Linked DNA regions of Homo sapiens: region 2 is linked to region 1. A link is an interaction called in ENCODE POLR2A ChIA-PET data of the cell type or tissue named here. Cell type or tissue: CD4-positive, alpha-beta T cell. All regions are shown on one strand. Region 1 has its middle 12 kb from the start of C5orf47. Region 2 holds the start of LOC107984118 (a long non-coding RNA gene).

What was found. ChIA-PET counts read pairs that join two places held together with the same protein. Peaks named below come from ENCODE experiments on the same cell type or tissue, not always from the same donor. Only the 100,000 strongest peaks of a DNase experiment are listed, where the experiment ranks them.
Region 2: POLR2A ChIA-PET joins it to region 1 with 5 read pairs; 4 of 35 experiments call an interaction of 5 or more read pairs at or near these places.

Annotation. Positions count from the first base shown.
Region 1 is chr5:173,974,186-173,979,185 of GRCh38, forward strand. No RefSeq gene overlaps it. Among named protein-coding and RNA genes, the nearest start is that of C5orf47, 12 kb to the right of the region's middle. In CD4-positive, alpha-beta T cell, no CTCF peak of the experiment used is centred here; no DNase peak of the experiment used is centred here.
Region 2 is chr5:173,712,683-173,717,682 of GRCh38, forward strand. All of the region lies in intron 1 of LINC01484 (long intergenic non-protein coding RNA 1484), which reads right to left. LOC107984118 (a long non-coding RNA gene) reads right to left here and starts at 2,281. Exons shown (of 2, transcript XR_007059059.1): 1 at 2,144-2,281. In CD4-positive, alpha-beta T cell, no CTCF peak of the experiment used is centred here; a DNase peak (open chromatin) is centred at 2,139.

The sequences.
Region 1 (5,000 bases):
ACACTCGAGTCCCAAGAGGCTGGTGGTGGTGGTGGTGGTGGTAGGGGGGCAGGTGCTGATATGAGGCTGAGGTGGGGGAGGGTGACAATAAACAAGTACACAGTAAATAAGAGAATTTCAGAGCATGGTAGAGACAATGTGTGAGGGAAGGCGCAAGGACAGAGCTGCTTTGGAGAGAGGGGTCCAGGATGGCAGCTCCCAAGAGGGGCCTTTAGGCTGAGATCTGCACCGTGAGAAGGTGTAAGCTGGGTGCACCCTCACTTATCAGGCTCTCGTGTCATCCTGCTGGGCATCCTGTTAGCAGCCCCGCATGCTGACTCTCGTGGAGAACAGGGAAGGCCCCAGGTGACTGGGACAGTGAGACAGCTCTGTGACTGTTCCATATGGACAGGCCAAAACAGGGTTTTAAGGCACAGTAGCTTCAGTCTCCTCTGTTGCCTACATCTCCTCCTTCCCTGTTCTTCTGTCTAAGCGGAAGGAGTTAGTATCAGATTTGATGTCTCTCCTACCAAAATAAACACTAGATTTAAAAATATATATTTTATATTTATATAAATATATATTCAAAAGGACTGGAGAGCTACTGAGGTGGTAAGACCTTGAGGCCGGTTGTGCACAGGTCTGGGCAGAAGACAAGCACCACGGTGATGCAATATCCAGCATGACTTCTCCTCCAGACATTGGCTGATCGTGAGTGACAGCCTAGAGGCTAAGACGCTGAGCTGTAGGTGGCCTCATGGGGTGTAAGGGACAAAAATAAGACCAGGTCCAGAAAGGGCCCTGATAAACACCCTGGACTTTCAACTGGGGCATTTAAGAGCGAGAGTCTAGAGAGTAAGACCAAACAAGATATACACTAGCCTTTGTAAAGACTGAACCCAGCTATAAATCAGCTTGATCCCAGATAAGGAATTAAGATGAACTTCCTCTACCTCAGCTGCCCACCAGAAACAAAAGTAAATTCTCTCTGGAGAATGATAACATTATCTGGAGTTTCAAATAATCTCTACAATTTTTATTACACACCATCTGGTATTTGATTTTAAAAATTTTTCCAGCATGCCAGAATTCAAAATCCAATGACTAAAAAATAAGAGAAACAAATGGCTTCGGTTACCATAATGGTAGTTTTAAATTTTCAATAGTTTTTTGTGGAACAGGTGGTGTTTGGTTACATGGATAAGTGCTTTCGAGGTGATTTCTGAGATTTTGGTGCATCCATCACCCAAGCAGTGTGCACTGTTGCTGCTACACCTGAGCAGTGTAGTAGACTACCCAATGTGTAGTATTTTACCCCTCACCCTCACTCCCACCCTTTCCCCTGAGTTCCCAAAGTGCACTGTATCATTCTCATCCTCCATCCTCATAGCTTAGCTCCAATTTATAAGTGAGAACATACAATGTTTGGTTTTCCATTCCTGAGTTACTTCACTTAGAATAATGGTCTCCAACTCCATCTAGGTTGCTGTGAATGCATTATTTTATTCCTTTTTATGGCTGAGTAGTATTCCATGGTGTGTGTGTGTGCATATATATATATATATATATATATATATATATATATACATTTTCTTTATCCACTCGTTGCTGAATGGACATTTGGACTGGTTCCATATTTTTGCAATTGCAAATTGTATGGCTATAAACATGCATGTGCAAGTGTCTTTTTTTTTTTTTTTTAAATAAAATGACTTCTTTTCCTTTGGGAAAATACACAGTAGTGGGATTGCTGGATCAAATGGTAGATCTACTTTTGGTTCTTTAAGAAATCTCCCAACATGGCACATATATACATATGTAACAAACCTGCACGTTGTGCACATGTACCCTAAAACTTAAAAAACTTAAAGTATAATAATAATAAAATTAAAAAGAAATCTCCACGCTGTTTTCCATAGTGGTTGTACTAGTTTATATCCCCAACAGCAATGTGAAAGGCTTCCCTTTCCACCACATCCACAGCAACATTACCTATTTTTTAATTATGGCTATTCTCGCAGGAGTAAGGTGTTGGCGCATTGTGGTTCTGATTTGCAGTTCCCTGATCATTAGTGATGTTGAGCATTTTTTTGTGTTTGTTGGCCATTTGTATATCTTCTTTTGAGAATTTTTTCTTCATGTCTTTAGCCCACTTTTTGATGGGATTATTTGTTTTGTTTTTCTTGCTGATTTGAGTTTCTTGTAGATTCCAGATATTAGTCCTTTGTTGGAAGTATAGATTGTAAAGATTTTCTCCCACTCTGTGGGTTGTCTGCTTACTCTGCTGATTATTTCTTTCTTTTTAGTTTAATTAAGTACCATCTATTTACCTTTGTTGCATTTGTTTTAGGGTTCTTCGTCATGAAGTCTTTGCTTAAGCCAAAGTCTAGAAGGGTTTTTCCAATGTTATCTTCTAAAATATTTATGGTTCCAGGTCTTAGATTTAAGTCCTTGATCCATCTTGAGTTGATTTTTGTATAAGGTGAGAGATGAGGATCCAATTTCATTCTTCCACCTGTGGCTTGCCAATTATCCCAGCACCATTTGTTGAATAGGATGTCCTTTCCCCACTTTATGTTTTTGTTTGCTTTGTCAAAGATCAGCTGGCTGTATTTGACTTTATTTCTGAGTTCTCTATTCTGTTCTGTTGGTCTATGTGCCTATTTTTATACCAGAGTACCATGCTGTTTTGGTGACTATATGCTTATAGTATAGCTTGAAGTTGGAAAATGTGATGCCTCCAGATTTTTTTTTTTTTTTTGCTTAGTCTTGTTTTGGCTATGTGAACTTTTTTTTTTTTTTTTGGTCCCATATGAATTGTAGGGTTGCTTTTTCTAGTTCTGTGAAGAATGATGATGGTAATTTGATGGGAATTGCATTGAATTTGGCAGTATGGTCATTTTCACAATGTTTTTGGCAGTATGGTCATTTTCACAATATTGATTCTACTCATCCATGAGCATGTGATGTGTTTCCATTTGTTTGTGCCACCTGTGATTTCTTTCAGCAGCATTTTGTAGTTTTCCTTGTAGAGGTCTTTCGCCTCCTTGGTTAGGTGTTAGGTGTATGCCTAAGAATTTTATTATTATTATTATTTTTTGCAGCGATTGTAAAAGGGGTTGAGTTCTTGTTCTGATTCTCAGCTTGGTCGCTGTTGGTGTATAGCAGTGCTATTAATTTGTGTACATTGGCTTTGTATCCTGAAACTTTACCGAATTCATTTATCAGATCTAGGTGCTTGTTGGATGAGTCTTTAGGGTTTTCTAGGTATATGATCATATTATTGGCAAAGAGTGACAATTTGATTTCTCCTTTACCAATTTGGATGCCCTTTATTTCTCTTGTCTGATTGCTCTGGCTAGGACTTCCAGTACTATGTTGAATACAAGTGGTGAAAGTGGGCATCCTTGTCTTGTTCCAGGTCTTAGGGGGAAATGCTTTTAACTTTCCCCCATTCAGTATAATGTTGGCTGTAAGTTTGTCATCGATGGCTTTTATTACGTTAAGGTATGTCCCTTCTATGTCGATTTTGCTGAGGGTTTTAATCATAAAGTGACGCTGGATTTTGTCAAATGCTTTTTCTGTGTCTATTGAGATGATCGTGTGATTTTTATTTTTAATTCTGTTTATGTGGTGCATCACATTTATTGACTTGTGTATGTTAAACTATCCCTGCATCCCTGGTATGAAACCCACTTGATCATGATGGATTATCTTGTTGATATGTTGTTGGATTCGGTTAGCTAGTATTTTGTTGAGGAATTTTGCATCTATGTTTATCAGGAATATTGGTCTGTAGTTTTCTTTTTTTATTATGTCCTTTCCTGGTTTTGGTGTTAGGGTAATACTGGCCTCATAGAATGATTTAGGGAGCATTCCCTCTTTCTCTATGTTTTGGAATAGTGTCAATAGTATTGGTACCAATTCTTTGAATGTCTGATAGAATTCAGCTGTGAAACTATCTGCTCCTGGACTTTTTGTTGTTGTTGGCCATTTTAAAGTTACCATTTCAATTTTTCTGCTTGTTATTGGGGGTCTGTTCAATTTTTATTAATTTTTTTATTTTAGAAAGTCTCGCTCTGTCCCCAGGGCTGGAGTGCAGTGGTGCCATCTTGGCTCACTGCAACCTCCACCTCCCAGGTTCAAGTGATTCTCCTGCCTCCGCTTCCCAAGTAGCTAGGATTACATGGATCTGCCACCATGCCTGGCTAATTTTTATATTTTTAGTAGAGACAGGGTTTCGCCATGTTGACCAGGCTGGTCTTGAACTCCTGACCTCAGGTGATCTGCCTGCCTTGGCCTCTCAAAGTGCAGGGATTACAGGCGTGAGCCAGTGCTCCTGGCCTGTTCAGAGTTTTTATTTCCTCCTGGTTTAATCTAGTAGGGTTGTATATTGCAGGAATTTATCCATCTCCTCTAGGTTTTCTGGTTTGTGCACATAAAGGTGTTCATAGCAGCCTTGAATGATCTTTTGTATTTCTGTGGTATAGGCTGTAATATCTTCCATTTCTTTTCTAATTGAACTTATTTGGATCTTCTCTCTTCTTGGTTAATGTCATTAACGGTCTATCAATTTTGTTTATCTTTTCAAAGAACCAGCTTTTTGTTTCATTTATCTTTTGTATTTTTTTTGTTTCAATTTCATGTAGTTGTGCTCTGATTTTTGTTATTTCTTTTCTTCCACTGTGTTTGGGTTTAGTTTGTTCTTGTTTCTATAGTTCCTTAAGGTGACCTTAGATTGCCTATTTGTGCTCTTTCAGACTTTTTGATGTAGGTGTTTAATGCTATGAACTTTCCTCTTAGCACCACTTTTGCTGTAATCCCAGACGATTTCATAGGTTGTGTTACTATTATCATTCAGTGCAAAAAAGGTTTAATTTCTATCTTCATTTGATTGTTGACTCAATGATCATTCAGGAGCAGATTATTTAATTTCCATGTATTTGCATGGTTTTGAGGGTTCCTTTCGGAGTTTCTAATTTTATTTCACTGTGGTCTGAGAAAGCACTTGATATAATTTT
Region 2 (5,000 bases), 260 kb before region 1:
CAGGGAGGCTGGATGGGAGGCCATGGCAAGTTTGCAAGTTGGCACAGGTCTAAACAGAGGCAGTAGAATAGAAAGTCAAAGAGGAGAGGCCCCAAACATCTTAGGCAGGACATGCTTGTTTATTCATCTCTGAAAGTGAAAGGGAGGCAAGTACAGATTTAGTATGCCACTGTCCAGAGCGAATCGTAAGGGTACAGGGTTGGTGACTGACATTCCTGCTCCAAGAAACTCAAGAAACCTGACCTGTCCCCATCCCCCGCTCCCTGTAAATGTCTGTTTTTGGTTCCTCTTGCCCACCGGATGCAGAAAGGAGGGCCAGCCATGCAGAGCTGCAGCGAGGCAGAGCATAGGGCCAGGTTTCCACGATGTGGAGAGAAGGAGTGGCCCTGCGAGCAGGCGAGGGGGGTAGGGTGGGGAAAGGAAAAGGCATGGAAAACTGCAGACCATAACCCTTGGCAAGATCCAAAAGAAGAGGAATAGTGGAGGATGCAGAGAAAGGGACCACTACAGCCGTGGGCAGGAGTTTCTATTTCCAAATGGATGTGGGGAGGAAGATTTCAGAGGGAACATATTTGCCAGGAGAATTTTGAGAGAAATGACTCAGGGTTCCACAACAATAGCTAATAGGGCAGCAATGGATTGGAGAATGTATATATCTTTATGTTCTAAAACATTTTTTTAAGGAGACACTCTAAGGCCAGAATCGCAAGTGCATGTCTTTGTGGACAGAGCAGGTCACACAAATGAGGAAAGTGGACCACATATTCAAAACACAATAGCTCAAGCATGATAGCCAGCTGCAGGTGACACCAGGCTATAGTGTCCAGGAGACAATAGAGAGGGATAGGGACTGTGGCAAACTGGAGAGCACAGATCCACAAGGGCACAGCAGCAGGTCAGCTCCCACTACTGCCACCCTGTAGGAATACAGGGCTGGGTGGCCATGTTTTCTGATTTTTCAAAAAAATTCAGAAATTTTGATTTTTTCAGGAAACCTCCTGATATGTAAATAGTAGCAGCTAGTTCAGATTTTACCCTGTGTAATAAAACAAAACCATCCAGCCTGTGGGACTGCAGTGGGTCCCTCTGCTCCCCAGCAACCTTGCAATCAACTGAAAACCCACGTCACACAGGTCCTGCTGCCTTCACTCATGTCTGCGGCTTTTCCCCAGGGGGTCTGGAGAGAGAACAGGGCTGGGAGTCATTTGTGGCGTTAACTCCTGGTAGAGTTCCACCTCTAATGTGGGTCCTTGAGCAAACCCTGTAATGTTTCCAGGCCTCCGTTCCTCCACCTATATAATGGCGGCAAGATCTTGGCTCTTCCAGCCAAAAGTCTCTTCTTTTACAATTTTCCCAGATCACTACCACCTTCTGTTGATTGAGGTCCTCCTATCTGCCAGACCCTGTGTTACTCACTCTAAGTCCCTTGCCCAGGATCGCACAGCTATTGATGTTGCAGAGGCTGGATTCCAACTCACACCTGTCTGACTTCAAAGGCCTTTGACTTAGGTACTATATTGACTCCAGTGAAAGCAACTTATTAAATAATTCAGGTAATGCTCCAGGAAAGGGGAGTGTTTTCTATTGCTCTTCATGTACCACCCAAATTCTAAGAGATCCAAACAGTTAATTTTTGCAGCTGATGGGCCAGTATAGATTTTTTAGAGTTCCCTTCGACCTTATAAAAGGCAGAGGAGTAGAGGACTTAGCAAAAGGCCAGAGGAATCAACAACATGAGATGCACCAGGGGTCTCACCCAAGGCTTCAGACAGGCCTGGACTGGCCGACTAGGTGTCAGTCAGCAGAAGAGCAGAGGAAAGAACTCACCCCAGGAGAAAAGTGAGGTGCACGAGCATGTCAAGAACAGGGCCTCTGTTGGAGGGCAGGGGTGGCTGTTCATACAGCTCAGTGGCTGTTCCTTCCTTAAGTGCGGGGACTGGAGCAGAAAGCAGAAGGCCATTTGCATTAAAGTGTGCCACTCTGAGCACCCAGGCCTGTGTCCCCACAGACTGCCGTTCCTTCAGTTATTTCAAATGTCGCCTCTTTCTACTCAGCTGTTGAAGTCAAAAATCTGGCGTCATTCTTGACCTCTTCTTTTACCTCAAGTCTCAAATTCAGTCCATTGCCAAATTCTGTGACTCACCCCAAAATGTCTCACAGCTGTGTCATCTTCCCTCCTCTGCACTGTCCCGGCCGTGGCTGCTCTGCTGGTCTCCTCCTTCACCTTGCCCCTTTCCAGTATCTTTGTGACACAGCAGCTAGAGAAGTTTTTATACAATGCAGATCTGGCCCTGTCTCTCCTCTGCTTAAAAACCCTTTGGTGACTCCCTAGGGCACCATTAATAACGTTGCAAGCTTCCCTCCATGACCTACAAATCCTTCTGCTATCCCTCACACACTGTGCTCCCGCCACCCCTGCCCTCTTTTCAGTTCCTCAAATATGTCAAGTTCTTTCTGGCTTTGGAGTCCTACCAATGTGGATCTGAATCCCGGGTAACCTTGAGTAAGTGCTGTCACCTCTTTGAGCCCCATTCTGCTCATCTCTGAAATGGGTATAATTGTATAACTTATTTCAAGGCATCATCAGTATTGACTTTCTTGCTTTAAACTTACAATCCCATGGAAAATCCCACGGAACACTCTTTTGCTTTAAACCTACAATCCTATGGAAAACGGTGGAGAGAGAAGGATTAATGTCATCCACTGACAATTTCACCTTCATCACCTACTTAACAACGACAAAGTAAAAGACATTCATCCATTTTGGCTTCTGTTTAAATGAGTCATACAATGAAATATCAACCATTTTCACTTAAAAAATTACAGTCTACAACACTTTTTAAAAAATTTTGTGTCAATTACTCCCTTGTTTCTCTGTATACTTTTATGACCTATTTATGGATTTCTAAACAAAGTCTAGCTATTTTGTCTGGTTTTGGACTTTGTGCAAATGGAATCATACTCTCTGTGCTCTGTGACTTGCTTCCTATATTCACGTGAGGATCTGGGATTCACCCAAGCCCGTGCCTGCAGCAGCCACTTATTCATTGCCACTGCTTGCATCGTACTGCCCCGGAGGAAGGTAGCCCAGTTTTCTCACACATTCTACTCTCTGTAGACATTTGGGCTGTTCCTGGTTTTGCTATCTTGAATGATCTTGCTGTGCGCAGGCTGTGTGGGTCTCCTGGCACTGGAATGCTACAGTTCCTGGAGGGGACACACCTAGGAGTGCAGTGGTAGATCCCAGTGTGTGCGCATGTTCAGCTTGACTAGGAATCACCAACTGTTGCCAAAGGGCTCGCTCCACAAGGATTCTCCCACCAGCAGTGTCTGTTCTACCACATCCAACTGGGAAGAAAGGTGGAATGAGACGAATACGGAAAGATTACTTTTCATATATGTGTGTGGATAAGTGCATAAGTCTATGTAATTATCATATGTTTTATGCATTGTTATGAGTGTACGTGACTTCGTTAATTTCTGCAGAGGTTTAAACCATGTTTGCTCAAACCTCTGGGGTACCCCACTGTGGCTTTCATTCGCACGAATGACCAAGGTCTTGCTCAGCACCTTCAGTTCCTGCCTGGAGCCCACCAGGACCTCTGCTGAACCTCTGCTCAGACCCTCCAGGATATAGCCTGGGCTGACCGCAGTCTTGAACAAGTCCAGGAATGATGAAACCTGTTTTTCTAAGACAAATCCCCTAGAATGACATTCAAAGTCCTTCCTATGCTGAAATAACACCAGCTCCTGCACCGAAATAACACCAGCTCCTGCACCAAAATAACACAAGCTCCTGCACGGACCTCCTGGTTGCTCAGCGTTTCAGGCACGTTCTGCCTCTGCACATTCACCCTCAGAGGCCCTCTGGAGGGTCACCCTTCCCTGGATTTTCCTTCCCCAGGCTCCTCCATCCCTCAGTCTGTTCAGGTCTGTGCCCAAGATCTTCTCTGACCACCCTGTCCAGAAGACAGGCCACCACTCCTGGCTGTACCTCACCCTGCTCTGTTTTTCTTGTAAACATGACCTCCCAATGCCTTATACATGGATGTGTTCCTCTGTTCTCTGTGTTTCCACCAGAAGGTGAGTGCTTTGGGGTAGGGATGCATCTTTTCACCTGTTGGGTTAACTGTGCTCAGAGCTGTGCCCACCACATAGCAGATTCTCAAGATAGAATTGCTGAACCTATTTACGAGTGAAGGAGTCCACACCATGCTTTAAAACCTCGCTGTGAGAGATGGGTTCAGGAATGAGTTCTTTCCTTTTCATTTAAAAACAGTCCTTGGCCAGGCGCGGTTGCTCACACCTGTGATCCTAGCACTTTGGGAGGCTGAGGCTGGTGGATCACCTGAGATCAGGAGTTCGAGACCAGCCTGGCCAATATGGTGAAACTCTGTCTCTATGAAAAATACAGAAAATAAGCCGGATGTGGTGGTGTGTGCCTGTAATCCCAGCTACTCAGGAGGCTGAGGCATGAGAATCTCTTGAACCCGGGAGGCGGAGGTTGCAGTGAGCCTAGATTGCACCACTGCACTCTAGCCTGGGTGACAGCAAGACTCTCTTTCAAAGAAAAAAAAATAACAACTCCTTATTAAATTCCTCTGCAGAAATTAGTGAAGTAGCTTGCACTCATAACAATGCATAAAACATATGATAATCACATAGGTCTATGCATTTATACACACACATATATGAAAAGTAATCTCTCCATATTCATCTCATTCTACCTTTCTTTCCAGCAACTAATATTAGTTGTCCTCATATTCAGACACATACAAAAAATAGGGCTTCTTAGTTGATTTTTACCAAAAAAGTGGGATCCTACAGTATTCTGTATCTTGTTTTTCTCATTTAACAATTATGTGCTGGACATTAATCCAGATAACTGCATATGTAGAAAACTTTTTTTAACAGGTGCAAAATATTCTGTTGTGTGGGTGACCCACAATTTATTCAATTATTCCCCAGCTGACAGACAAGCAAAGGTGGCTTTTAGATTT